Linked DNA regions of Mus musculus: region 1 is linked to region 2. Evidence: chromatin loops called from intact Hi-C (ENCODE). Cell type or tissue: heart. All regions are shown on one strand. Links, peaks and the distances in the headings refer to the core of each region. The heading gives the core; the rest is flanking DNA. Region 1 overlaps St7l (suppression of tumorigenicity 7-like). Region 2 has its middle 6.5 kb from the start of Wnt2b.

Region 1 (2,927 bases), core at 316-2,815, 65 kb after region 2:
ATTCTGTGGGATAGTTAGATTAGATGAAATAATTTCTACTGAAAATAAAAAATTTGACTATTCCTATAGTAGCTAAAAGACACAGAATCTTTTTCAGTGACTTGGAAAATAATTTTTGTTGAACTGAAGCCATAGCCAGGTAATGAAGAACAAGTCAAAACCAATGAAAATATACTATTTTACTTTGATACAACATCATAGTTATCACATAGTGAAATACATTCAATAGGAAAAAAATCTATATAAATCATCAATATTAGTGAAATACCTCAAAGCAAATCCATAGCCTGAAGAGATTTATATCATCTTCCTGTCGGACATCTAACAGCTTCCAGCTTTAACAAACAGCATAGCTCTAGACCTATAGACATTCTGTTATGTGGAGAGTTGCCAGAAAATAGTTTCTGCGTAAACACTTTTATCCCCTGTCATTTTACTGCTAAGACTCATGGAACTATTTGACAAAGTTGCATAATAAATTTGTAAGGCAAAAGAAAATTGAAATGTATGTATGTACTGAATGACACTCTTCCATTGGTTAACTAAGTTATTACACCCCACAGTTGAAGTCTGAGGGGAAATCCCCCAACGCCCTTTATGCTTGCTCTCTTCCAGCTGAGAGTCAGGAATAGCGAGCACCCACAGCCAGAGAATGAGCTGTGCATGCTTCATCATTTATAAAACCTGGCAAAAACAGCTACAAATTCCAGAGCTCTTCCAGTTCATATGACATCAATATTATTTAAGTGGGATAGCATTCAAGTTGTTAGGGCTTAGCGTTTCTCCCGAACATCTTAATAATCATCTTGATGACACTCAGCTTAAAGCATCTGACTACAAATGACAGTTCACAGCACCATTATACTTAGCTGTATATTCTGACAGAGCAGAACTGGCATCTGCCCTGATATTTGGTCAAGGGGAAACTAATTTCTATCTATAAATAAAAAATTAATGTGTTATATACACACACATACACACAGTCTTATAGAATAGCATTACATCAAATCGAGATGCATTTGCGCACAACAGAAACAATCCCTGGAGTGAAGACACAACCTACACAACAGGAAAAATGTGTGCTAACCACTATCAGACAATCAATTAACATCCAGGATAAAGAACTGTAAAAATTAAACACCAAAAACTTTACAAATAACCCTATCAATAAATGGGCTACTCAAAATACAGTTATGAATTACATTACATAACATATCAATAGTTTCTATTTGGCTACATACTAAATAAAATAGAATTTAAAAATAAATGAACTAATAAACTAAATATGCAGTTTTCAAGAAAGAAATACAAGTAAACAATAAATATTTGCGGAGTATTCAACACCCTTACTCATAAAGGAAAAACAAATTAAATCTGCTTTGAGATTCCGCCTCACCCAAGTCAGAATGGCTACCATTAAAAAGACTTATGACAAAATACATTGGTGAGACTGTAACAGAAGAGGAACTTTCCTTATTCCCTGCTGACAGGATTATATCAGTGACTATGGAAGTCAGTATAGAGATTCCTTAAAAACTGAACAAAGAGGCAGAGGCAGGCGGATTTCTGAGTTCGAGGCCAGCCTAGTCTACAAAGTGAGTTCCAGGAAAGCCAGGGCTACACAGAGAAACCCTGTCTCAAATAACCAAAAAACAAACAAACAAACAACCCAAAGCAAACAAACAAAAACCCTGAATACAGAACTCTTGATATACACCCAAATGACTCTAATCAACAACAGAGACTTGCATATCCACATTAAAACTGCACTATTTCCAACAGACAGGAAAGACAAGCAGCCTAGATATTCATCAATACATGGATAGATAAAAAGGCAGCACATATACACAACAGAATTTATGCAGACATAAAGGAAAAAGAAACTGTGACACATGCAGAAAAAAATAGCGCAACTTATTATGTTAAATAAAATAAGCCAGACCAAAAAGGCAAATATGGCACTTGCCTCATCTATGGCACTAAGTTAAAACATACGAGGCTGGGAAGTCATCTCAGTTGCCATGTAACCATGAGGACCTATGTAAGAGCCCCAGATTCCATGTAAACAAAATGTTCAGGGAGGTAGTAGGCCAGCAAGAGATCCTGTCTCAAAGACAAGATGGATGGATCCTGCGGAACAACACTGGAGGTTGTCATCTGTACTCCACATGGACACGCTGGAGCACATATACTTGTACTCCCCCGACACACACACACAAACATGTATCCTCTCCACAAATATGCATGTATTTATATGTGTGTGTTTTTAAATCATTAAATTAATAGAAGGGATCATAAGAAGGTAGGAAGAATTCTTAAGGGAGGTGGGAAATAGAGAAGGTAATAGAATGATAATGGGAAAGCAGGAAGAACAAACTAGAGAAGAGAAGAGAGCAGAGAATCATTACACACTTGCATGAAGATGTCACCATCAACTCATTACTTTATAGTCAAACCTAAAACTTTTAGAAAATCACCTGTTCAAGTATACAACTCGAAGTTTTTAGTAACTTTATATATAAATCTGCACCTTTAATCACAGAATGTCCCCTCCTGCTAATATAAGCCTATTCCCACCTCATCCTCAGCCTGTGGGCCCACTGATCTGAATGTGTCTACAAGGTCAGCTTATTTGTTTATTTTAGCATTTCACAGAGGTCAGGTCTTTGGCCTCAGGCTTTTTCACTGTCCACTGCTGCTGTCATCAGCGTTCTGTTACAGCTTCACCGCAACTTCCTCACTCTTAATTTTTACAAGTTGTTGACTATTGTGAATAACTGCACATAAAAACTTTGGACAAGCTTTCACTGTTCTCAACCAGATACTTAGGAATAGAATTGATGGGTCCCACAGTAAACCTACATTTAATTACACAACTGTTTCCCAAAAGAAGTGCCATTTTACACCCTTAGAAGCAATGCATGTTG
Region 2 (2,927 bases), core at 215-2,714:
CCTCATTATTTTTTAGGCTCCATTCTGGAAATACTATCCCTAGCATATTACAAAAAGAAACAAATAAGGAAATTATTTTCAGCAGGATGTAATGATGCATATCAATAACCCCAGCCTGTGGTGGACTGAGGTGGAAGGGTTGAGAGTTCAAGGCCAGCCTGGATTGCACAGCAAGAACCTGTCTCGAAAATAAATAAATAAATAGATAGATAGATAGATAGATAGATAGATAGATAGATAGATAGATAAATTCCTCGGATGGATTTGTCCGATATTTTTCTCCTGGTTTCTCATGACACTGGGATTACAAAAAGGGGTCCCAGAGGAAGGAATCCTGACCCTATCATTCCCGTGGTTTTGCCTTTTGTCAGAAATGCAGTCGGAGCCACAGCTTCTCAGGTCCACTTCTCTCTGCTAGTGATATACAGGGGAAGCTCCTCCAGGCCTCATAGCTCATTTTATCACTAAAAACATTCCATTCTCTGTATGCACAGCTCACGTCTCCATTCATCTCTGAAGGGCATGTCAGTTGCTCCCCCATCCTGACAGTTATGGAGAGAGTAGCTATCAGCCTCTGTGTGCAGGATTTTATGTGGCCATCCCAGTGAATGGGTGCAATTATTTCGTTACGCGGTAAGAGTATATAGCATTTCCTATGACATCCCTGAGCTGCCTTCCCAACTCACTGGGCCATTTTACCATTTCTCTAGCAACAAATGTGGTCCTGTTGCTCTGTAGCAACAAGAGACTTAAGTGTTATTTTTGTCATTGGGGCAAAAACTATTGCCCTGACTCCAATAATGTTGAGCCTGATGCCCCGGCTAAAGTATTTGTCAGGTTTCTCCCATGGTAAATTCCATTTCCCTTCCCCACACCATAGCTGTGTTGTGTGTGTTAGGAAGATGTCAGAATGTGCAGCGCACACTTAAGGATTAGAATCATACTTCGTGTCGCTGAGTGTGCAGTGTCTACATAAGTTTCTTGGAAGTCTTCCTACATGGGAGACTTGTCCTTTCCCCATTTATTTATTTGTTCAGTTGTTTATTTATATTAGTTCAGACTCGTGGATATTTGTTTTATTCTTTGGATTACTATCAAGAAATGTTTTTATGTTGTTGCTCATGGCCTCCTCGGCTGGCCATCAGGGACTTTATCAGTTGGTCCCTGTGTTTCTGTTACTCCAGTGACCGTGAGTGACAGTAATTCACCTAAACAAAAGAAGCCCTCTGGAGGAACCTCGGTAATATTTGTGTTTCTAAGATCAAAAAGTCTGAGGACGTCCAGGGATTCCTTACCCATGCTGGTTTCAGGTACGTTTGGTTCTAGGCGCTGCGGTCCTGGTGGAATCCCTGAACGTCACACTCTTCCACTCTTGGAAATATCTCCCTTCTCTGTGTCCAGACCTATCTGAAACCCAGGGATCCCCAAAATGAAACTCGGCCCTCTGTCTTTCCAGAAAACGCCACGGCGGGGCGCCCTGCGCACGGGGTGCATTCCAGCCGGCCGCGAGCGTTGCAAAGGACTGGGCGTCTGGGCTCGCTCAGTCGGGTCCCCGCGGAGCCCCGGCCTCGCCCGACCCCGGCGACCTGCCTCACCCCTGGGTCTGCGGCGTCTCTCTGGGCCACGTCCGTGCGTTGTGACGCCTAGAACAGAGGGATGGCGGCGAGAGTGGTCCGCGGGCTCCACTCCCCTGGACGCCCTCCCGCCCTCCGCCGACCATTCCCACAGAGAGCAACCGGGCCTTCCCGGCCCAGACGCCGCCCTTCTCTCGCTTTCCTCGGTCCGGCTTTCTCGGCAGGGCAGACCCTTAGCCAGCGAACTAAAAGCCAGCGATAAACAGCTGCAGCTGGAGACCTGGCTAATTGATACAATAAGTTCTGTAATTGCCTCGAAAATAAGGTAATGATTTGGCAGAGGGAATGCTTTGATCTTATCAGCCCAGAGAGATCTCTCCAAGGAAAATTCAGGGACTTGGTTGGAGGCTTCCAATTTGAAGTGCAATGCCGAGGGCCAGCCTGATCCCCACCCCACCCCTCCCCCACGTTCCCTATGTCCTTCTGCAAGTTCTGGGCTTTTCAAGAAGGGATTGCCAAGTCCTAAAATGACCGAAAAGTACACACAATTAGGCCGTGAGATATGCGTTGAAGAGGGGTAGATTCTGGACTGTTCGGGAACAGGGGAATAGCTGAAATGCATAATCCAGTTCTGGAAAGCCTGCAGAAGAGACTGGAATGGAGGTGGGAGGCAAGCTTGGCTCAAACCTCAGCCTTTTTTTTTTTTTTTTTTTTTAAACACAGGGAGGCTTGCTGACTTGGCCTTTACTCGAAGGAGGGGGTCCAGAGGAGAGAACCTTGTGTGCCCTGCCTTTCCAAGAACACACACACACACACACACACACACACACACACACACACATACACACACACAAATACGCACACACACACACACACACACACACACACACACACACACACACACGGCACTGTGGGTGTCCTTGCCTGGCAGAGGCTCCAGCACAAAGAGGATTAGAGAGATGAGCTAATCTGGTTTGTATCCCAGACATGGCCCCAGAAAGGGACCCTGTCTACACTGATGTTTAAGGGAGTGGAGTAGTGACGAATCTTGCTTTGAGGGCCTTGCTGGCTGACACTAACAGGGACTCTCCCCATTGGCGTCCTTAAGACGCTCGAGTCCAGGCTTCAGGGTCAAATTTAGAAGCAGAGGCAGAGGCCTTGGGCATAACAGGATGGCGTATGCTAAAGGAAGAAGAGATAAAGACAGAGGACGTTCCACAGCAGAAAGTTGCTCTCCATCCTCTCCATCTACTCTAGTCCCAGTGTGGGGAAACTGAGGCCCAACGTGGGGAAGTGACTTACAGTATTGTAAATAGTGCCTAAGTTCTGCATTGAGTTGAAGGTAGGAAGCAT

What was found. Peaks named below come from ENCODE experiments on the same cell type or tissue, not always from the same donor. Only the 100,000 strongest peaks of a DNase experiment are listed, where the experiment ranks them.
Region 1: a loop joins it to region 2, with 2.1 times the contacts of the local background. A loop is called at or near these places in 4 of 42 quality-filtered maps.

Annotation. Positions count from the first base shown.
Region 1 is chr3:104,901,402-104,904,328 of GRCm38, reverse strand. All of the region lies in intron 11 of St7l (suppression of tumorigenicity 7-like), which reads right to left. Among named protein-coding and RNA genes, the nearest start is that of St7l, 38 kb to the right of the region's middle. In heart, for the core only: no CTCF peak of the experiment used is centred there; no DNase peak of the experiment used is centred there.
Region 2 is chr3:104,966,717-104,969,643 of GRCm38, reverse strand. No RefSeq gene overlaps it. Among named protein-coding and RNA genes, the nearest start is that of Wnt2b, 6.5 kb to the right of the region's middle. In heart, for the core only: a CTCF peak has its summit at 1,475; a DNase peak (open chromatin) is centred at 1,463; H3K4me3 peaks cover 1,195 bases; H3K27ac peaks cover 1,489 bases.